3 separate regions of the Homo sapiens genome follow, and regions 1 and 2 are each linked to region 3. Evidence: chromatin loops called from intact Hi-C (ENCODE). Cell type or tissue: heart right ventricle. All regions are shown on one strand.

Region 1 (8,000 bases), 50 kb after region 3:
TGCCCTGTGTAAGGACTCCATTCAAGATCCAGATCAAGAAGTGAGGGGGAAGATGGAGCTGAGGATGACACACACTCCTGGTTACATGTGAGCCAGCTAGTTTGTGTATGTGTGTGTTTTGGGGGAGGGGCTTGATACATTAGAATTTAAGGAACCCAGCATGTGAAAGGGCTTTTGTGTGCATCACAGCGACCTGCTCCACACAAACCAAGGGAACATATACTCCCAGGTCAGCAAAGGTAATGGATTTGGTGATTGCAAGTTTAAGAAAACAGACTAAAATTTAAGCTACAGAATACCTCCGTTCGCTCTCTCTATGGATCCTTATTCAGCGTTAATAAATAAATGGCTCTGTTTAAAGATAAATACTATTAAGATAGGAACCAACGTGGGACTTGAGCTTAGATATATAAGGAACATAGCAAAAAAAAGATGAAGGAAGTGGATCACAGAAGGTATTACCTTCCAAAAACATGGAAAGAGTTCAAACAATTTTCCATAGTCTCAGAGAAATTATAGATAATGTGATCATTCTCTTAAAAAAAAAAAAGAAAGGGTTCAGGCATGGTGGCTCACGCCTGTAATCCCAACACTTTGGGAGGCCGAGGCGGGCAGATCATGAGGTCAGGAGATCAAGACCATCCTGGCTAACATGGTGAAACCCTGTCTCTACTAAAAATACAAAAAAAAATTAGCTGGGCATAGTGACAGGCACCTGTAGTCCCAGCTACTCGGGAGGTTGAGGCAGGAGAATGGCGTGAACCCGGGAGGCAGAGCTTTCAGTGAGCCGAGATCATGCCACTGCACTCCAGCCTAGGCGATGGAGTGAGACTCCCTCTCAAAAAAAAAAAAAAAGGAAAAAAGCACTGTTCTTTGGGTTATAAGAATTTAAATGAGAGATTCTAAGCCCATATAAGGAGATGAAAAATAAGCTTACAGTACGCAAAAAAGAAATGAAAGAAAAATGTATCAAGAGGAAAGCTACATTAGGAATAAAAAATTAGAATAAAACAGGTGAAAATACAGTAGGACATGGTGGACAGGCTAGAAGAAATCTTACAAAAAGAAATGAATAATAAAGCTATGAAAATGATTATTGAGATAGATATGGAAGAATGAAACTTGTTTTCCTGAAGAAGATAATTATCTTCCTTCACTTCCTCTGCTAACGCTGTCTTACTGTGAATTGTCAGACACTTTTCTAAGTCCTTTGCGTATATTAAGTCATTTAATATTCACAACAACTCATGAAGAATGGAAGAGATCAGAGCAGAAAGAAGAAAAATATTAAGACATAACAGAAGAAAACTTTCTGAAACAAATACTTAAATCTGAAGCTCAAATGGACACATGGTATTCCAAGAAAAATTTGATATGGAATAATCCATACTAAGACATTTCCACCAGTGCTCAGCACTAGAACACTACCCAGTACATAGTACGCACTCAGTGAATAATTGTTGATTGGGCGGGCAAATGGAAGAAAGTTTCATATGGCTCTCCCGGCTGAATGAACAAGTCACATAAAAGGAGAAGAAGACAGGCTGGCTTCTGGTTTTCTTAAAGAATCACTCAGTGCCAGAAGGCAGTAATGTCTATGAAGTCCTAAGTGTAATAAGGGGTAACTGAAGAATTGTATTGCCAGTCCAGTTGTACAGAAGCAACAGATAGACACTTTCAATATGAATGAACTGAGGGAATATACTACTCATGCACTTTCCAGAAAACCTGTAGACAACAAAATGATGAGTCAAAATTCAAAACCTAGAAATGAAGAAGCTATGGTAAAAGCATTCATGGTGAGTACAGTAATGATTTTGTTTTCGTATTGGATTAAAACTAAACAACTCTGCTTATGGAACAGAAACCTTGACAATGTGGTAGTAATATAAATAACCAAAACCAGTACTTGGGAGGAAGTGTGAGTACTGATTTCTTTACTTTCATAATGGGGAATAGATTTGTCAGTAGCTAAAGTCTGAAATTGCAATATATAGTTGAAAAAATAATGATTTCAGCATCCTAATGTTTTTCATTACTTTTTTCTTAACTTTAGAGAGATCTTTTAGAAACTATTCTCTCTTTGTGAAGACCCATTCATCTGAAGTTCTACAATTCCTTCAGTTTCACCTCAATTTCTGTTTCTTTGTTAAGTTCAAGCAAAGTTTATACTTAATGCTTTTTCACTACAATAACATGTATGGTATGATTCCATTTATATGTATCCATTTACCTGCCCTCCCTCCTGCCCTTCTGTTCTTTCATTCTTCTATCTTTTCCTCTGAACATCTGCAGAAATATGTCTGGAATGATGTTGACCACATATTATGATGTTTATTTCTGGGTGGTGGGATCCTGGATAATTTTTTTAAAATCTTCTTTGTACTTTATTATATTGCCTGGCTTTTAAAAAATAATAAATATATCATTTTTTCAAAAACAATGAAGTCATTATTCTTTTAAGATTTTAAGAGCAATGTGGCTGAGAAACTTTCCATTTGGAAAAGACAAAGACATTGGCCTGATTTTGTAGAGACCCTCCTTTCTGTCCGATAAGCGTTTCCTGGTAAGCAATGCCCTGTGCTGAGGGGTTGAGAGATAGAAGAGTGGACCCTGTCCATGAAGAGCTTACCAGCGTGTCAGGCCTTGCTTCTCAAGTATGGTCCCTGGACCAGCAGCATCAGCATCCCCTGGGAGCCTGTTAGAAATGTAAGTCCCCAGACTTACCAAATTAGAATCTGCATTTTTATAAGATCTCCAAGTGCTTTGAATGCACACACAAGGTCTAGAAGCACTGTTCAAAGATGAACTCAAATGCTGGAGGAAAGAAAGGGGAACTGAAAGAAGGTATACTGAAAATTTAGAGGTCAGAGCAGCTAATTCTGACTTGAGGATCAAGGGAAAATTCCTAGAGTAGTTGGGATTTGGGGGTGCATTTTGAAGGTTGATTTTCGTGAGGGATGGAGCACTGTGTTCTTGGCTAAAGGAGGAGCATAAGCCAGAAGTGGGATTTGACGTGGCAGTGGCAGGAGGCATCCTGAGGCTGCAAGCCATAGCGCTGAGCAGCATGTCTGGAAGGGAAGTTAGGGACACATGACAGATGGCCTTCAATGCTACTCCCAGGTATGTGGGTCCATTGTTTAAATAAAGGTGCACCACTGAGAGGTGACTTTCGCTGTCAGTTATGTGAAGGACGAATGGGGAGAGGAGAGCCTGGGACAAAGGAAGCCATTGGGAAGCTGTTGTAGCAGTTCTGGCGTAAGGTGTGAAGGGAGCACGGCACCAGGGCATTCAGAATGGAAAGCAGAGATGGAACCCTGCATGGCACTGGTTAACACAGTAGCATGCTGCAGAAGAGGCCAGTCACAGCCACTGCTCCCTGTACTGAACGAAATCCTCACAGGTACAGCACTGACAAGTTACAAGGGCTTTTCACATGCAGTACCTTGAAACTGTGGGGCTTTGAATGTTAAGGGGAGTATGAAACCATGAGCCTTTAAGCTAAGGGAATTTAAGGTTAACTAAGTTAAGCTAACATGGATAGCTACAAAGCAATATATCTAATCGTGTATATATATATAGAACTTTAATAATAACCAGTTAGTGATTATTAAAAAAGGTGCCAAGGGGTGTGTGTGTGTGTGTGTGTGTGTATGTATTTTAGTCTTGTGCCCAAGCCAACACTATTAAGTACCTTGGAGGACTTTCTTAAAATTTTGATCTTACAGACATCCCTTTAAAACCATGTCCTTTAATTTCAAGTGTTTGTGTATAGCTGTTTAAGTAGAATGCTTTAAGTTTAGTAATTAAGAAAAAGTGATAATCTGGCTGGACACGGTAACTCACACCTGTGATCTCAGCACTTTGGGAGGCCGAGGTCAGGAATTCAAGACCAGCATGCCCAACATGGTGAAATCACATTTCTACCAAAAATACAAAAAATTAGCCAGGTGTAGTCCCGGCTACTTGGGAGGCTGGGGCAGGAGAATCGCTTGAACCCAGGAGGCAGAGGTTGCAGTAAGCTGAGATTGCACCCCTGCACTCCAGCCTGGGTGACAGAGTGAGACTCTGTCGCAAAAAAAAAAAGAAAAGAAAAGAAAAGAAAAAGTGATAATCTGTCTGGAAACTGTATATCTAGTGCTTTAGGCTATGAAACATGCTGAGGGGACCCTCCCTCCATTGTCCACCCCTCTGTTGGCATTACCAAATTGCAGTCGAAGTATGGAAGAGACTATAAAGCAGGATCAGCAAACTAAGGCCCATGAGCTAAATCCAGCCCATTGCCTGTTTTTGTAAATAAACTGTATTGGAACACAGCCACACTCATCTTTTACCTATTGTCCATGGCCATCTTCACACTGCAGCAAGAATTGAGTACTTATGACAGAAACTGTGTGGCCACAAAGCCTAAAACATTTACTACCTGCCTTGATCCTACACAACTTGAATCTAGTTTGAAAAACGAAGTGTCTTTTTCTTATGGCAAGGATAAGTTTAGTTCAAAAGTTGCTAAATTTTCTCTTATCCATAAGCATCCTTTACAATTTCCTTACGTCATTTTTTCCAAAATGGAAATAAATTTATTGACTTTTTAAACATTCCAAATCCTTCTGTTTAATCTACTTCTTAATATTTGTTTAGTTATTCCTCCAAAGTAGGAATAAACAAACTACAGCCAGCCAGGTCCGGTGGCTCACGCCTGTAATCCCAGCACTTTGGGAGGCCAAGGTGGGCGAATCACCTGTGGTTGGGAGTTCGAGACCCGCTTGTCCAACATGGTGAAACCCCATCTCTACTAAAAATCCAAAAATTAGCCGGGTGTGGTGGCTAATTACAGGCACATGCCTGTAATCCCAACTACTTTTGGGAGGCTGTGGGAGGAGAATCACTTGAGCCTGGGAGGTGGAGGTTGCAGTGAGCAGAGATCACACCACTGCACTCCAGCCTGGGCGACAGAGCGATACTCGTCTCACAAACAAACAAACAAACAATATAACTACAGCCCAGGAGCCAAATCTGGCCATCCATCTGGTTTTTGTTTGTTTTGTTTTTCTTTTTTACAGCCCTTGAGCTAATAATGGTTTATACACTTTTTTAAATCATTACATTTTAAATGGTTACAAATGTAACCATGTAGTACCTGGATTTTCCCACTTGGCCCACAAAGTGTGCAATATATATTATCTAGCTCTTTAGGGAAAAAGCTTGCTGACCTCTGACTAAAGAACCTTAGTCATAATAATTAGAAGAACTGTCAGAATTATAGCAAAGTCTGAATTTTATAGTTTTTTTTTTGTTTGTTTGTTTTGTTTTTTTTTTTGAGACAGAGCCTCACTCTGTTGCCCAGGCTAGAGTGCAGTGGTGTGTGGTGTGATCTTGGCTCACTGCAACCTCCGCCTCCCAGGTTCAAGCAATTCTCTTGCCTCAACCTCCCGAGTAGCTGGGATTATAGGTACACGCCACCACCCCCAGCTAATTTTTGTATTTTTAGTAGAGATGTGGTTTTGCCATGTTGGCCAGGCTGGCTGGTCTTGAACTCCTGACCTCAAGTGATCTGCCTTCCTAAGCCTCCCAAAGTGCTGTGGTTACAGATGTGAGCCACCATGCCTGGCTAATTTTATAGTATTTTTAAAGAAATATACTTGTATTTCTTTGGGGTGCATGTGGTCCAAAAGTAGATATTGTCCACATGATTGACTCATGGATGGGCAGTGGTAACTCAAGTCAGTCCGTGTGTAGCAGTGCCATAGCCACAGATTGGTTCTGGCTGTTCAGAGTGAAATGTAGGACCCTCCTCACTGATTGCAAGAGAAGACTTTGCTTTTGCTCTTAAACATGTGGGCTGAGGAGAGGCCTGGGAATGCCAGACCCATTTTGCTTTAATCAGAACTCCAACCTGGTTACAGCTGGAACTGAGGGAAGGGCAGAGCTGAGAGAATCGCAGAAAGATGCCGCCAAAGGCCTGATTGCACCATGCCTAAAACCCACCCTACCTGTCCACATTCAGGTTATGTGAGTCAATAAATTGCATTTATTGTTTAAATCCATTGAAATTAGGTTTTTGTTATTTGTCGATCAAGATATCATAAAGAACAAAACAGTGCCAATCTGCCTGTACGAAGAATTTCACAGAGGAGCTTTAAGAAATAACTTCTGAAATTATTTTTGGTACATGAAAAATCATTGCAAAAAATTTAATTACAGTCTTTAATAATATGGAACAGGAAACTAGGAAGAACAATTTTGCTGGATGACTGAATCAAGATCCAAAAACATCTGATAGGCAGGAATGCTTTGCCAAATGCGGCACTGTGGAATTTAGGAAGAACAAGCAAAGGCCCAACCTGGATGGGAAAATCTGCCTTAGTGAACATGCAGGAAAAGATTAGAGACACCCACCACTGTGACGTGACCACCAAACCGCTAATGTCATTTTAGGCTGCAGCGTTACGTAGAACATCTCCTCTCTGTCCTCAAGCCATACTACCTTTGGCTGAGTGCTGGGTTCCAGACTTTAAAAGGGATCCAGACAAGCGAACACTCACTTTGAGTAACTGATTGTCCTGGAAGAGATTTGAAACCGCATCATGTGAGGAACAGTAGAAGGGACTGGAGGAGTTTGCTGATGACATCAGTGATGACCACAGCCATAATAGTAAACATGTATTAGTTACCATGTGCCTGGAACTGTGCCAAGCAATCGCACATCCTATCATTTAGTCCTCACAACAGTCTCACATTGGGGGATAGTGTTATTTACCACACCTTTCTACAGATGAGGAAACCAAAACTTACCCGAGGTCACACGGCTGTAAGTGGTCGGACCATGGGATTTAAACCATAGGAGATGACTTTATGTGGGGAATGCAACATCTTTAAATATGTGCAGGATTATCAAGGAGAAAAAGAATAAAGATTTGTTTCATGCAGTTCCAATTAGTAGAACGAAGACCAATGAGCAGAATTTACAGAGAAACAGATTTCTTTTGAGTACATAAGTCCATCTATTCTTCCTTTTCTCCTTAACGGAGTGATTTTCTTTTCTTGATGCCTCTCTTCCCCATTCAGTCTTACTGTGGGACTTCAGCTCTATGGCTGTGTGGAAACCCTGGTAGGCTTCCCCTGCTATCCTATTCCTCCATGGCTACATTCTGTTATTTCCTCTGCCTGAAATCCTGTCAACCCTTGACTTACGGAACCTCTTGAATGTGTTCCTTCTTCTCCAATTCCACTGTCACCCTCAGATTAGTCCTTGTTCCTTCTCTCCAAGTCTCCTAAATACTCTTGACATTGCACACCCCCAAATCGCATCACTTCCTTGTATAAGAACCCATGACAGTTCCTTATTGCCTGTCAAATCAGATTCATTTACTCAGCCCATAGTGTGGGTTGAGTAAACCCATGGAAACCTTCTATGACTGTCTTACTTGCCCTGGGCACTTATCCCCTGCCCTCAGTATCAGTCTGCTTATGCCTGTCTTTATTTTCACTCATGCTATTCCCCTTCTGAGAGTAGTGTTGTCATTTGCTGGTTTAACTTTTATTCTTTTATTATTATTATTTTTTGAGGCAGAGTCTTGCTCTTTCACCCAGGCTGGAGTGAAGTGTGCAATCTCGGCTCATTGCAACTTCTGCCCCCTGGGTTCAAGCGATTCTCCTGCCTCAGCCTCCTGAGTAGCTGGAATTACAGGCGCCCGCCACCATGCCTGGCTAATTTTTGTATTTTTAGTAGAGATGGAGTTTCACCATATTGGCCAGACTGGTCTCGAACTCCTGACCTCAGGCGATCCGCCTGCCTCGGCCTCCCAAAGTGCTGGGATTACAGGTGTGACCCACTGCGCCCTGCCTGTTATTATTTTTGAGACAGGGTCTCACTCTGTCACCCAAGCTGGAATGCAATGGCACAATCACAGCTCACTGCAGCCTCGACCTTCTGGGCTCAAGCGATCCTCCTGCCTCAGCCTCCAAAGTGGCCGGGACTACAGGTGTGTGCCACCATG
Region 2 (8,000 bases), 240 kb after region 3:
GTTGAGATGGTGGGAGGGGGGGTCTCACTATGTTTCCCAGGCTGGTCTCAAACTCCTGGCCTCAAGAAATCCTCCTGCCTCAGCCTTCTAAAGTGCTGGGATTATAGTTGTGAGCCACTGCACCCAGCCTCCACAAACTCTTAAGAAAATTAATACTGAGCTTATGAAACTTAAAAAACATAGCAATGAATTACTTAAAAAATGTGATGAAACCACATCTTATTATCACGCTAATCCAAGCATTACATCACCTACTGCTGAAACAATGCAACAGCCCTTTAACTGGTCTTCATGCCTCCTTTGTTGTACCTATCCATGCCCCACACAAGAACCATCATTTTATTTTAATGTTCCATTTTATTTTTTTAAATGTAGGTAACAGATTCACATTGAACAAAATACTTTCACGTGATTTGAATGTAGGAAGTGCAAAAGAGCATTAAGTCTCTGAGACCCAGAGAGTGGGGCCCCTACACTTTAGAGGGCCTGCTGTGGACCTCCTCCAGCTGCACCCCTCTGAGAGATGAAGTCCACAGGACTAGGGCATGTGCCCACCCAGATTATGCTTCAGGTACTTGGAACCGTAGGAATCTCTACTCAAATGGGCTGAGCCAGCTCTCTGGGCCTACACATGGGTTGTCCTCCCTATGGCTGAACACAAGGCCCATGTACGCAACCTTAGGCTCAGAAAGTGGACAGGCAGCAGCTGTATGTGGGGTGTGCAGCAGCTGATGTGAGGGCAGGGTGTCTATCCTTCATAGTGTAGGGGTGGGTGGGATTGGGGTGGGAGAACAGCATAGACAGGCCACCGCCAGGGCCCACCAGTTGAAATGGGCTTATGAAAACGTATACAGTGAAAAGCCTTGGACTCATTCCTGTCCCCAGCCAATGGCTACTTTTTCCAAAGACAACTACTGTTTCTAATACAAGTTAATCACTTTAAATCAAAAATCTGAAAATGTAATCTCCAACCTAAAGGATTTTAGTGGTTCTCTATTACTGTTAAGATAAAATCCAAAATTCTTAAAGTGGTCAACATAGCATTTTTCAAACTATAACATTCATTAGAACCATTTGGGGATTCAAGTCTGATCCAGTAGAACTGGGGTGAGGCTTGAGATTCTGCATTTCCAATATCTTCCCTAAGTGATACTGATGCTGCTGACCCATAGGCTACACCTTGAGTAGTAAGAGCGTATAAGAAATTAATATTCCTTTTGAAGCTATGACTTCAGCTACCCAGGTAGGGAAGGACGTTTTCCTCCTGGTTTACCCATCTCATTTAAAGAGAAAAAGCTACAGTCAGTCCACACAGATGGGAGAGAGGGTGGGTAGAAACTGCCAAGTAATAATAATAGCTAACATTATTCATTCATTCAACAAACATTTGTTGGACAATGTATGTGATAGCATTGGTCTAGAGGGTCCAGCAATGAACAAGAAAAAGTCTCAGTCTTCCTGGAGCTTATAACCTACTAGGGCAGACAGAATAAATATATAAGTAAATAACGAGTTCAGGTCGTGTTTGGGGCAAAGAAGAAAAATAAATCAAGATAAGGATCTAGAGGGTAAGAAGAGGTGCTATTTTAGATAACTAAGGCATATACAAAGATAGTTTTTGTTTCTTTTTTTTTTTTTTTACCATACTAAGTTCTAAGACAGGCACAATGCTAAGTACCTTAAAGAGATGAAGGTCCTTTTATCTTCATTTTGCTGATGATAAACTGAAGCTCAGAGATGGTAAGTAACTTCCTCGAGGTTAGACAGGCAGAATCGGGATATGGACCCCGGCAGTCTAGGATCAATTTCTGTGTTAATATGTATTTCCTGTTCATGTTACATGAGGGCTGCAACTCTGCTGTGCTCAGCTGAGCTCCCTGTGTTTTCATATTCTGGAAGCCAGACTTAAACTTTTAACCTGTAAACTGCCAGGTGAGGGCCTGCCAGTTTAAGACCAGCATCATAAGAAACTCAAGTACAAATATTCACCAGACACACTGCAAGAATGTGTCTTGTACTCACTCAGCAGACTCAGAGGCACGAGCTAACATTTAGTCAACAAAAATTTCCCTTTGTTGGTTTAAAACTCCCCAGTTTCAATCACTTCAATTTTTCTCTAAAGTTTAAGGAAAATAAGTTTAACATGCAGCAGGTCACTCTCGTTTTAGCAATGGTTCTTAATCTTTTAAGATCACAATCTCTTTGAAAATCTGATAAAACACGGGCTCTCTCCCAAGAAAAATGCAAGTGAGTACACAGTTTTGCATGCAGCTTAAGGGGTTCAGACACCTAAAATAGCAATAATCCTCAATTTGAGAATGCTTACATTGTAGCATCTTCCAAAATAAATCTCTGCTCTGAAAACTTTCTTCTCCCTGGTGAAGGGAGTGATCCTCTTTTACTAATTACTTAATTTAATTAAAACACAGTTAACTCTTAATTATTAGCATTTCAAAAATACAGCTTTATCCTCTAACACAGTTCTGCAGCAAAAAAGAAAAAGGACCTAGCTAGCTGTTAAGAATTAATTATTTCAGCTTCCTGAAAGGCAAGTTTCAATGATAGGTTATCTATGTGTGAATTAGCCATAAATATTTTTATTGTATAGTGGGTGATTTCCCTTCTATAGTCAGTAGTTTACAACAAGTATGTTGTTGAATATAACTCCAGTCCTTGAGAAACACAAGCATAATTTCCCTAAGTCACATATAATTTCCCCAAGTCGCATGTTTTTAGAGAAAGGTAAATTTGTTCCTTCTGCCCTCTAAAAACCATGAAATGCATCTCTAGACTAAGAAATGATTTAGGCTTCTGTATCATTTTTCAGCTTCATAGTATATTGTTGATTTTACTTTTTTTAATAAACAAAACACAGTACTACTAAAATGTAAAATGACACAATGGAGAGAGCAGGCAAGTAAAACAGTAACTTTTGATTCTTGATGCCTCATGTTTAATTATACAATGACTGAACCATAATGTGGTAGAGCTCTTAATACAACATACCCAAATTATTGCATGGCTAATTCAAGGAGTTTAAAGTAAACAGGAATATAAAGATGCTTAAATAAATACTTAAGGCCAGCTGTGTTTGTGACTTGAAAGAGAGCTAAGGCAACACGATAGTTGACTACGGAATCACCAAAAAATACAGACATTTTATCTAGTCAATTTTTTTTTTAATAAAATGGCAAAGATATTTGAATTAAGCAGATTTAGAAAAAATTATAAATAGGTAAATTTTTATTATTTGCATTCAATAGAATAAAAAATAAAGTGTTTTTTTGTTTGTTTTTTTAGTTTCAAGAGGCAGTATAGTATTGAAATTAACAAAATAAACTCTGGAGACCAAATGTCTGAGTTTGAATCCTTGCTCTGCCATCTGCACTAGCTAGGTGAACAGGGGCAAATTAGATAACCTCTTTGTGTCTCAGCCTCCTATTAAATGGGTGAATGCATGTACAGAGTTTAAAGTGGCACCTGCAAAAAAAAATCCAAGCATTTGAATGTAAGCTCTACGAGGGTAGTGATTTTTATCTATTTTTCCCTTTAGTGCATATGAGTACCTAGAACAGTACTAAAGATGGTAGGTGCTCAAAAAATATTTGTGAAATGAATGACTGTTATCGTTGTTATTATATGGTTATTTTCTCAATAGATGGAAACACTAAATCAGTTAAGCTCGGCTATTTAAACTTGGAAACTTTGGTCTCTTTTCCCCAACCCCCCTTTAAAAACATAAGTGTTGTGACATTGCAAACCCGTCTTCTCCTAAGACCCACAGCACCAAAATATGGGCAACAAACTAGATTTTGGTTGAGCAAGAGTGCCATCTAGCGCTCATAAAAGCTAAAAGCTGAGAATTAGGAGTAAATTTTTATTCAGTGTAAACACAAAGGGGAAAAAACCCACAAATGCAAAACTCATTAGGAAAAAATATTCTTCATTAACAGCCAAGGTGTTTGAAAGAAAGTTATTTCTAAATAAAAATCTCAGCTTTAAAAGTTGGTATATACCATATTAGAAGAGACATTTCAGAGAGTACAGTTTACTGAAGTTCTACTTACCTTAAAAGCCACTCTTCTATGAATAGAAAGTGGTGTTTTGACTTATTTTCTTTTTAATGACATGTGTTTGGTCTCATTATAATAGATTAACTCATTATAGAAATCTTGGAAAAATTAAGAAAAGCATAAACCACTGCCAAGAGAGATAACCGCTATTAGTATTGGGACATACAGTCACGTGTCACATAATAACATTTTGGTCAACAATGGACCATATATACTATGGTCATCCCATAAAATTATCATGCAACATTTTTACTGTGCCTTTTCTATGTTTAGATAACACAAATACCATTGTGTTACAATTGCCTATTCATTACAGTAATGTGCTATCGAGGTTTGTAGCCTAAGAGCAATAGCCTAGATATGTAGTAGGCTATACCATCTATGTTTGTGTAAGTACATTCTATGATGTTTGCACAATTATGTAATTGCCTAACAATGCATTTCTCAGAATATATCTGTCATTAAGCAACACATAACTGTATATATGTGTGTATATATGTATATACCTTCTAGATTTAAAATATACATTAAAAATAGTTTAATTTTAATAAAACATTTGGCCAAGATGCTAAAAATGAAATGAGAAAATTATAAATATTGATAATTTGTTTCTCTACTAAAATCAAGAGCTTTCTCTGTCATTGAAAAGCTCTCATCTCAACATTGTATTCAGTGGGTTAAATTTTTAAAATAAATTGCTATAAATTATGTAATCATTTGTGGGTAGCTCTACAATAGCCAAAATACATAAGAATTATGGTTTATAAAGTGAAAAAAGACAAAATTATTTCATCTGTTCCTTATAAATAACACAAAATTGATAGTAAAGTACACCAACTTGACTTTGGGTGATCTGAATAAAATTTGGGTTTGCTTAATATTTAATCTCACTCCTTATTCATTTGACAATGCTCATTAAAGTTTTGGGATTTGCTTTTAATTCTCTTTCCCCTCAAATCATAGACACAGAAGAGATTTGACTCACAGCTCACTAGAGAAGTATCAAATGATGAAAAGAAAGCTGACTGCCATTTCCTACCTTTTGGACAAATGCTGTTTTGCTTTTAGTACCAAGAATGGGAAGTAAAACATTTCCTAAAGTTGCATAGGAATAATGGTTGACAAGAGTCATGGAGGAAAGGAAGAACGAGGAAGATGAAGAAGCTGCTAGAGCCAGGCAGGCCTCTCCCACTGAGGCATGGTGAGCCCCACCTAGTGAGGGGGCAGGCACTGGGGTAGAGCATCTATTGTTCAGGCTGGTGTGAGGCTCCTTTATCTGGAGAATGGTTGCAAAGGTAGGAAGAAGTCGAGACTGGACTCATACTATCACTAGCTGAAGCACACTCTATTCTGACATTAATCAGGTTTCTAAGCATATACCCTAAATCACAGCTCTCTTCATAGTATGCAGGAAGGACTCTTTTCCTAACTCCTAGCTTCAGGAGATAGGTTGTTAGGGTAATGGTTCCCAATGGCTTTTAAAATGGTTCCTAATGATCCTCCTGGTATTCACTCTTTTCTGTAATCTGTTCCTTTTGAGTATGGACTAAACCTAGTTGGCTGGTTTCTAATGAAGTGATTAAGGTAAAAGTTATGGGATGTTTTTTCCAAGATTAGGCTATAAAAGACTGTGATTTCTGTCTTGCTGGCACTCTTTCTCAGGCTAATACTCTCTCCAGCTCCTCACGTTTCCTTTGAAGAAGCAAATGGAAAGGCCCATGTGGCAAAGAACTGAGGGTGGCCTCCAGCTAACATAACTAAGAACTTGAGGCCCTCAATCCATTAGCCTGCAAGGAACTGAATCTTACATCATCTGAATGAACTTGGATGAAAACTCTTCCCAATTTGAGCCTTCAGATGAGACCATGGCCCTGGCAGATACTGTAATTGCAGCTTTATAGGAGACCCTGAAACAGGGATCCCAGCTAAGGTGTAAGCAGATTCCTAATTCACAGAAATTGTGAAATAATAGTTGTGTGTTGTTTTAAACTACCAAATTTGTAATGAGGCTATAAAAAACTAATTCAGTTGTTAAAAAAATAAAAGCTCCTCAACACCCCCTCCCCGACCCCAGAGGGAATGACTCTGAGGGTCTTTTTCCTCGGCTTGTGGAAGCCTCTGCAGTAACCACCTAAGCCTGGACCCTGCTCCTCCCTTTGGCATGACTGACACTTTCACAAATTAGGTCCTCTCCAGTTCACTGCATAGTCTCTCTCTGTCATCCAAGGGCTTCTGCACTTTCCCCAACATCTGAAATAAATAATATGATGTTTGAGCAAACTTCCTAGTTCCATGCTTCAGTGACCAGACCAGATTGGAATCTAAGTGCATGTGTGGTTTCTAAGATAAATCATCCATCTTTATTATGTATCACTAATTGTACTGTGGTTTGCAGCTTCAATTTACTATTTACCAACTAGTATGAAAACAGTTCAGTATTTTAACAAGTACTGCTGTGCCAATGCATACTGGCTGAATATCAGTCCTAGTTTATGCTGTAAGTTTAATTTGCTTGATAAGAATCTACTTTCTTTCAATAAGTTTTCAATACAGTATAAGTGTATGAGTTTGAATGTCAAGCATAGTAACATTCTAGGGAAATTTCAATTCTTTAATGTAAATTTTACAACTTCTTTTGGCCATCTCAGTCTTTAAATTACGAGGGTATTACTTTATGGAAACTTGTTTTATTGGAATTGTTTTATTTATAATGCCCATCAATGTAGTGAGGAGCTTTGACACAAGTTATAGTTACATGTTCATACAGGCACTGACAGATGGCGCAAGGAAGATAAAAGGGGGCCACAAAAAGGAAACAAAAATGAGGCCAAAACTTAGTCTGCAGGAAACAACAACAGAACATTAATTACTTCCAGCCAGTCATCCGAGATTTGGTTTAGGCATGTTTGGGATAGAGGCAGTGTATACTTGTGTAAATGACAGACAAACTGAGAATAAAAGTTAATTATTACAGTAAAATTTATTTGCTGTATTAAGCTGTCTTTATTATTCCAACCCATCCTGATCTTTCCTTGCTCTGAATTACAGTCATGCTTCACTTAATGACACAAATATATTCTGAGAAATGTGTTGTTATGTGATCTAATCTTTGTGCAAAAATCATTGTGTGTGTTTACACAAACCTAGAGGGTAAACTCTACTACACACCTAGGCTTTATGGTAGAGCCTATTGCTCCTAGGCTGCGAACTTCTATAGCATGTTGCTGGACTGAATATTGTAGGCAGTTCTAACACAACGATAAGTATTTTTGTATCTAAACATATCTAAACATAGAAAAAGTACAGTAAAAATATATTATAATCTTATAGTACCACTATTGTATATGCAGTCTGTTGTTGACTGAAATGTCATTATGTGACACATGACTGTACTGTATCACCCTACATTTCACATACTTTTTCCCCATTGATTTTGTTTTCCAATACAAAAATAATACATGCTCACTGTAAAAAGCAAAAACAAAAAAACCAAAAAACTCTAGGAAAATAGACTAGTGATTAAGAACAGAGACTTAGAAATCAGACATGCCTTCTCGACTCCAGTATTCACTATTTAAGTTCATCTTTCTGGGTCTGTTTCCTCATCTATAAAAACTAAAACTCACCTCCCAGAATTGTTGTAGGTATAAAATTGGAGATTGCAGGGAAATGAGACTTCAGACAAAGTGCACAGATAGTTGTGTAAACTCATCCAGAATATGAATGTAAACCCCAAATATAAAAAGACAATAGTATGGCATGAACTGAGTTTTGCAGATCTGGTGTGACCCACATGATCAGACAGTGTCACCAGCAGCTGCACCCCACCTTTGGGAACCCTGGGGTCCAAGGAAAGAGCACTAAGGTGGCTGCAAGTACTTCTTCTCAATGAGAATGCCTAGGAGCTTCCCGTTTCCTTGACTAAAT
Region 3 (8,000 bases):
CCTTGAATCACTTGGTTGGAGACGAAAAGTCTTGAGAGAAAGGGTCTGATTGACTGAGCTTAGGTGTGAGCCTGCTTTTGGCTGCTCGGGGTGACAGGAAGTATCTGCCAGAAAGAACCTTCAGGAACCCCTTCAGCCTTCTTGGTGGCAGGTCAGATTGTTTCCATTTACTGAACATAATGGAGGAAAGGAAATTCCACAAAATGAAATCGGCTGCTATTGTAGAGGAAGAATGAATGCTGAGTCCACTTCTGAGAGGGACAGTTGTCCAGAAGGGACTTTCTGAATATGGCCACGCTTTACATCCATTTTATTTTCATGGATACACATCCACAGGCTGCTCAGGTCCAAGGAGATGGCCACGCCTTATGTTCCTATCTATCACAATCATTTTTACAGGGCTGGACACGGAAGTAGATCACGATGCTTTGGGCGGCAAGTAACAGGAAAACTTCAACTTAACTGGCCTAATCATCACAGAAATGTAATCTATGTTCTGGTGAAGGTGGAGGAGTAATTCTGAGATGGAATTCTGAGATGGAACAAACACAGGGTGGTTGATTCAGTGGCCAAGTAATGTTATCAAGGATCCAGATTGATTCCGTCTTTCTGCTCTGCCATTCTAAGCGTGTCAGTCACTGGATGGCTGCAGCAGCTCTGGGCTTCAAATCCTCACACACCACTCTCCAGAGGCAGAACAAGGGAAGTACTGTGTCTTTGTGTCCCTTTTTTTTATTTTTTGAGACAGAGTCTCACTCTGTCGCCCAGGCTGGAGTGCAGTGGCGCAATCTCGGCTCACTGCAAGCTCCACCTTCTGGGTTCACACCATTCTCCTGCCTCAGCCTCCCGAGTAGCTGGGACTACAGGCGCCCGCCACCACGCCCAGCTAATTTTTTGTATTTTTAGTAGAGACGGGGTTTCACCATGTTAGCCAGGATGGTCTTGATCTGACCTCATGATCCGCCTGCCTCGGCCTCCCAAAGTGCTGGGATTACATGTGTACCTTTTGAAGAACTAAGAAACTTTTCCTGGAAATCCCTCAGCAGATGTGTCTTCATGAATCATTGGTCACACTGAGTCACATGCCTCTTCCGTGAGGTAACATCAAGGAAATGGAATGTCCACAACTGGCTTAATCAGAGTAGCTGGGAAGGGGGCAACCTTCCCCAAAGCTCATGGCCACAAAGAGTAAAATAGACAGCTGGACAAAGTTAGGTAAGATTTTGTTAGCAAATAGTGGACATTTGTCACATTCGTGGCTGACTATATTTGAGAAATTTCCCACTTTATGAGTCCTGCCCACCAAAGAGGAAAACAGAATTCATCTTCCCAGTCAGCAGGCATGTGTGGGTACAGGTATGTCACCTGGACTCCTCCAATCAGACACACCTGCATAATGCCTGAATTCAGAACTGAGAAAAGTGTGGAATCAGGTGCCAGGCAGAATCCGTGTTTCGGTGAAGGTGGAGGAGCATTGCAGAAAGACAGTCAAGTTTTCGGAGACAGCTGAGTGGTAGCATCCTGTGCATAGCATCTGCGCTGTAGGCGGCAGCGGATGCAGGCCTCCGCTGGAGCAGCTTGGTAGGATAATTTGGGTATTGTTCCAGGTTATGTAGCCTTCAAGCCTTTATTTTCCAGCCCTCCTGGAAATTCTATGAGCTCCCTATGTTTCTCAAAAAATTCCTTTCTGGCCTAAACTAACTTGAGTGGGTTTTGTCGTTCATTACCAGGAATTCTGCAAGGAAGAAGTAGGCAAAACTGTGTCCACTACAGTAGGGGATCAGTAGATACTGGGCACTGCAGAACACCAGGGTGCCGTACGCTCTGTGGAGCACCGCAGTGTAGCATTCACAGACGATAAAGTATGAAGATGCCGCAGAAGTTATACCCCGACGCCAAAGTCGGCTTCCTTTCTGCCACTGTCTTCCTTGTGATGCCCACTCACCAAGCTTTCCCTGGAAGTCTGCCCAGGCTCTCCCTTGAGACTTGCCACTGAATGGCTTGACCCCTGAGGGTTCCTCCCTACCCCGGCCTAATGGGTAGGTATATAACTTAATACAGTGTGGAAGTAATCATAGACCAGTCCAACCAAGCCAAGCAAAGCATAAATGTAAACGTTTTTAAAAACAAAATGCTACAGAGTGATATAATGGGCTACGGGGTGGGTGGGGGGTGCTGAGGGATCGCGCCTGTAATCCCAGCACTTTCGGAGGCCGAGGCGGGTGGATCACGAGGTCAGGAGATCGAGACCATCCTGGCTAACACGGTGAAACCGTCTCTACTAAAAATACAAAAAATTAGCCGGGCGTGGTGGTGGGCGCCTGTAGTCCCAGCTACTCGGGAGGCTGAGGCAGGAGAATGGCGTGAACCCGGGAGGCGGAACTTGCAGTGAGCCGAGATCGCGCCACTGCACTCCAGCCTGGGCGACTGAGCGAGACTCTGTCTCAAAAAATAAAATAATTAAAAAAAATGATATATTGGGTAGAACGTACACTACTCAGGTGACGTGATGGGTGCGCCAAAATCTCAGACTTCACCACTATACAATTCATCCATGTAACCAAAAACCACTTGTACTCTAAAAACTACTGAAATAAAAAAAAATTTTAAAACATGAAATGCTATGTATGCTTAACTTTGTATCCTCTTACATATAACCAAAAGGTAATGTACCTACCCTGCAATTAATTTAACATTTTTATCAAACAAAAAATATTATGGCAACTATGAATGATACTTTAAATAACAGAAGGAAAAACTGCACTTAAAATTCTGCTTCTCCCCCTGCCTCAACAGAACTATTTGTGCCTCTGAACATTGTGTCATTTGTATATCTCAATGCCTCTACTTTACCCTTATATGCATTAAATGGTTACAGTATATTTTACCTAACCACTACCACCCTCACTAGATGGTTAAGAGGCTTCTGGCTTGCAAATGCTCTTATATTAATTTTGTATTAAACAGGTGTAAAAGATTATTCTTCTTTTGGATAATGCAAATCACTAAATCATATAAATATTTCTAATGGCTTTGCATTGCTATTGGCAATGTAGGTGTGGACGAGTTCCACTACACCATCACCAGCAATGGGTATTTTCTAATATTTAATAGAAGCAAAATGGAAACTTACGCTGTTTTATTCTGTAGATTTTAATGTTATTGATGGTTTCTTGTGATTGTAAAGATGCCCTCATTCAGCATTGTCATAGAATCTTCAAAGACACTGAGTGAGCACCAGGCTCATGGGTTGTAACTGTGATAAAGATGTGAACATTATCAAGAACGTTTCAGAAAGTGCCATGTGGTTTCTTCAGGAGCTGGTTTTAGGCAGAATTAATCCTTTTAGAGGGTTATTATATTGGATTGTCCTAGTTATGTCAAAAGATGGCCTGGGGGAGGGGATTTCTTCATTTGTCTGAGCATTGCTGAACATTTACTTTCAAATTTTCTGCTTAGTGCATAATGAAGAATGTTCACCAAATTTGTGGCAGTAAATGTAAACTGTATTCTTGACATTTGAAAAATCTGACATAGATTAATATTACAGAACTATAGCAGTTCTCTGTGACATCCCTTCCCAAAAATAGAATTGCTATTTTTTAGATAAATTATTCCTCCTTTTCCCTATTATTTTATCTGCCACAAATATAAGCAGTGACTTTAAAACAAATAGCGATTGAAAGAAATTTACATTTTGGCAAACATAACTTAATTTTGAATGCTAGGATAGGCTTTCTCACAGAAAGCCAGGGTCCTGAAAAACAGAATGTTCTTTTCTGAACTGCATTTTGAAAAGGGAAATTAATCGTAATTTTTGCTTTTCCAGGCCGTGCCATCCCCGGGGAGGACAAGAAAAAAGTAACAAAAATAATTTTTGGCTTCAAGCACCCAACAATGGAAATGCTGAAACCCATGTCCTTTAAGTCCTTTTCTTCTCCTAGCAGAGGGCCCTCTGCCTACATGGGGCACCGTGGTGGCCATTTAATGTACTCCTGCTTGGTACCCACCTCTGCTCTGCCCCCTGGTGGCCACAGACACCATTGCTGCTGCCTCAGCACAGTTTGACCTTGTTGCTGCCAAGAGCCACCTCTCCTCTCATCACTGTCCCCACTCTCCTGCCATGCCTCAGGTGGCTGCTGGCAGAAGAGCAGTGGGCTTTGTTTCTTCAGAACATCACAGCAACCACTGTCTTATCAGCTCACACCCTCAGGATCTTACTGCCCCTTTTCCCAAAAATCTCCACTCCGGCAACCCTGGCCCTGCATCATTGAAGGACATTTAAGTGATATAACATATTGTTGCCTCAAAAAAGTTTTTTCCCTCTTCAACAGCTGGGACAACTGGATAACCACATGCAAGAGAATGATGTTTGGCCACTAACCACACCATACATACAAATTAACTCAAAATGAATCAAAGACTTAAATGTAAGAGCTAAAACTTAGAACAAACAGGAGAAAATCTTCACAACCATGGATTTGGCAATGGATTCTTAGATAAGATGCCAAAAGCACAAGCAACACATGGAAAAAAAGAGATACATTAGACTTCATCAAAATTAAAAACTCTTTTGTGCATCTAAGGACACTATCAAGAAAATAAAAAGAAAAACTACAGAATGGGAGAAAACATTTACAAACCATATACGAAAGGATCTAATATCCAGAATATTTAAGAAGTCTATGACTCCCCAACAAAAAGACAACCCAATTTAAAAATGGCCAAAGGACTCGAATTGATATTTTTCCAAGAAGATACGCAAATGACCAACACACACTTGAAAAGATGCCCAGAGCTGGACATGGTGGTATGTTCCTGTGGTCCCAGTTACTCAGGAGCTGAGGCAGGAGGATCACTTGAGCCTAGGAGTTCAAGCCTGGAGTAAACTATGATCTCACCACTACATTCCAGCCTGAGCAACACACGGAGACCTGGTCTCAAAAAAAAAAAAAAAAAAAAAAAGATACTCAATATTAATAGTCACTAGTGAAATGCAAACTGAAACCACCTTGAAATACTTAACACTCACTAGAAGGACTAGGACTATAATTAAAAACACAGACAATAGCAAGTATTAGCTAGAATGGGTAGAAATTGGAATCTTCATACACTGCTGATGGGAATGTAAAATGGTGCAGCAACTGTGGAAGACAGTTTGATGGTTCCTCAGAATTTTAAACAGAATTACTATATGACCCAGTAACTCTTGGATGGAATAAAAACTTTGTCTACACAAAAACCTGTACACAAATAGCAGCACTATTCATAATAGCTAAAAGGTGAAACAATCTGAATGCTCCATCAGCTGATGAATGGATAAACAAAATGTGGTATATCTGTGGAAAAGAGCATTACTCAGCCCTAAAAAGACAAAGGGAGTACTGATACATGCTGTAACATGGATAAGCCTTGAAAACATTATACCTAATAAAAGAAGCCAGACCCGAAAGGCCATGTATTATATGATTCCATTTATACAGAATGTTCAGAATAGGTAAATCCAGGCAGACAGAAAGCAGGTTAATGCTTGCCAGGGGCTGAGGGGAAGGAGAAATTGGAAATGGCTGCTTAATGAGTCCTTTAGGGGTGATGAAAGTGTTTCGGAACTAAATAGGGATAGTGGTTTTACAGCATTGTGAATGTACAAAATGCCACAGAACTGTGTACTTTAAAATGGTTAATTTTATGTTATGTTAATTCCATCTTAATAAAGAGATGAAAAGTTTACAATTTGTTAAAAGGTCTCCTCCAACACTGATGCGTATTCCCCAGAACAGAAACCTTCTGTGTCAGGTCTCCCGAGGCCGGAACATCAGTCCTGGGGCCGTCTATCATTTTCTTTCAGAAATCTCACTGGGGCCTCACGTAAATGGAACTGGGAAGGGGCAGGAAAAAAATGTCCCTTGGGCCACCGAGGTCTTACTATATAATGAAATAAATGATTCCCAAATATGCCAAAACTGGAGAGCTTATGTAACCAAGAAAACCCGTAAGGATGAATGAGCAGAACAGCAAGTCAGTGGTTTGGGGTTGGTTACATTTGTGGTTAAGGAAGGGCAGGGAGAGGGGAGGAGAGGACTGGGGGAGGGGAGAAAGAAAGAAGAAACAGAGAAACAGAAAAAGGAGACAGGAAGGCAGACAGGAAGGCAGGAAGGAACAAGGAAAAGAGAGAGAAAAGGAGGAGCCAAAAGAAGAGAACTCAAGATCCCTTTTCTAACTTTGAGACCCTGACAACTTTGCCTGTGGCATCTGTCCTGCTGTGAAGGATGACTCCAAATTCAGTTTCATTTCCCCACAATGCAAGTGCATCTAAGTCCCAATTCTGTGGTTAAAGCTTGAAAAAAACGCAGAAACCCACATGTTGCATTTTATTACAGCATTAATGCCAGTAGAAGATAATGAGTAATGCTAGCACCTTTTCTCTCTACAACCTGGGCTAGGAGTGTGACCAGCCCCAGAGAGGAGAGGAGCCTTTTACCTCTGTACTTACACAAAGGCTGCCCTCTTTGGTGTTGAGGGTGGGCTGTGTCCTCCCCATGCCAGGGTATCACTCCCTGGCAAGGCTTTCTTGGCTAAACTGATTTCCCCACCCCTCTGCTTCCTTCCTGCACCCCTTGTCTTCACTTTCTTCTCTCAAATATCTCTCGGTACCACATAGATCCACTTATTTCACAGACCCAGAAACTGGGGCCACGAGCTCCCACGATTTCTCCCCCCATCACAAGTGGTTAGGAGCAGCAGCCGTGTGAGCACTGGTGTGAGCGGACGTGTGAGACTTCACCAGACTGCGGGTCCTTAGCCGGGAGCTCCTTCCCAATCGTTCACACCGGGCCTTGCTGCCTTTACATCTGGGAGGCTGGTGACCCCTACAGGTGCCTGCAAAAGGAAGGAGTTTCTTGGTGCCAGAGGAAGAAATGGAGAGACTAGAAGTGAGAGTGCTAGCAGAGGTCTGTCGCTTGGCCAGGCCTGAGTGAGGGAGGTGTGCGAGGGAGGCTGAGGGCGCTCTGTTTGTGACCGGCCCTGTGAGAGTCTGGGCGGACGCGGTGCGGCTGTGCCCAGAGACAAGGGAGGCTTGGATCCAGAGAGCCCACCCCGCCACTCCCACCTCAGAGTGCCCTAGGGGAAGGACAGCAGAGCCACGCCCTCCTCAAGAAAAGGCACTTGCAGCTGCGGTAGTGAGGGGCCCTTGAGAAGGCGGGAATGGGAGGGAGAAGCGGGCTTGTTCCTGTGCACAGGTGAGGTGGCACCGCCACAAGCACTCCCAGAAATGACTGGCAGCCTGGGGAGGCGGAGGCGAGAGGGGTCTGGGGAGGTGACTGGCGGTGGAACTGCATCCCGGCACATAAGCGTTACACTTGAGGACACTCTCACCCTGCATAGCATATACTCAAGTTCACGTTCGTTTGGTCGCTTATTCCACAGAACATCCATATGTTCCAGCTTCCATTCTTGTGTGGAGGGCACCCAAAGGTGTGCAAGAGGGACAAGATCTCTGCTCTCTGGGTGCTCGCCTCCATACAGTTTAGCATCTCCATTCTCTTCTTGGAGTTCCCCACTCCGTGACCCAGATGGACAAGAAGTGTAATACACAGTGGAAAAAAAAAACACACACCAATAACTGAAAAAGAGTTTGGGATAGCTTTGAAAACTTCCTGCAGAGGCATCATTAATCTTTTTTCTTGGTAAGGTTCTTGAAAGCAAGGCCTGTATGTCTGCAAAGGACCTCCTTTACCAAGTGCTTGGCGAACATGAAATGATGCTGTTCCATTTGGGATGGGCTTTCCTCCTTGCAGACATGACCTCAGGGTGGCTCCTGGCGGGAGACCCACAGGGGGCTCTGTCTGAAGCTGCTGTAGGAGACCAGCTGGTACAAGAGGCAATCACAATGTTTTTTAGTGCAAAGCCTGGTTGGGTGCAAGGCTGCAGTGGGAGGTGGCGCATCACGTGGTGGGGAAGTGGTGGGGGTGGGGGGTGGGACCCTGCCGCCTAATTAGAGG

The links. A loop is a pair of places that touch in the nucleus more often than their neighbours do. Peaks named below come from ENCODE experiments on the same cell type or tissue, not always from the same donor. Only the 100,000 strongest peaks of a DNase experiment are listed, where the experiment ranks them.
Region 1: it touches region 3 in a loop (2.0-fold over the local background); 52 of 110 quality-filtered maps call a loop at or near these places.
Region 2: it touches region 3 in a loop (4-fold over the local background); 56 of 110 quality-filtered maps call a loop at or near these places.

The regions. Positions count from the first base shown.
Region 1 is chr6:108,881,599-108,889,598 of GRCh38, forward strand. All of the region lies in intron 5 of ARMC2 (armadillo repeat containing 2), which reads left to right. Among named protein-coding and RNA genes, the nearest start is that of ARMC2, 37 kb to the left of the region's middle. In heart right ventricle, no CTCF peak of the experiment used is centred here; no DNase peak of the experiment used is centred here.
Region 2 is chr6:109,069,729-109,077,728 of GRCh38, forward strand. All of the region lies in intron 1 of SESN1 (sestrin 1), which reads right to left. Among named protein-coding and RNA genes, the nearest start is that of SESN1, 21 kb to the right of the region's middle. In heart right ventricle, CTCF peaks have their summits at 3,837 (motif pointing left) and 4,040; no DNase peak of the experiment used is centred here; H3K27ac peaks cover 1,472 bases.
Region 3 is chr6:108,831,400-108,839,399 of GRCh38, forward strand. No RefSeq gene overlaps it. Among named protein-coding and RNA genes, the nearest start is that of ARMC2, 13 kb to the right of the region's middle. In heart right ventricle, CTCF peaks have their summits at 4,027 (motif pointing left) and 4,228; a DNase peak (open chromatin) is centred at 4,022; H3K27ac peaks cover 2,416 bases.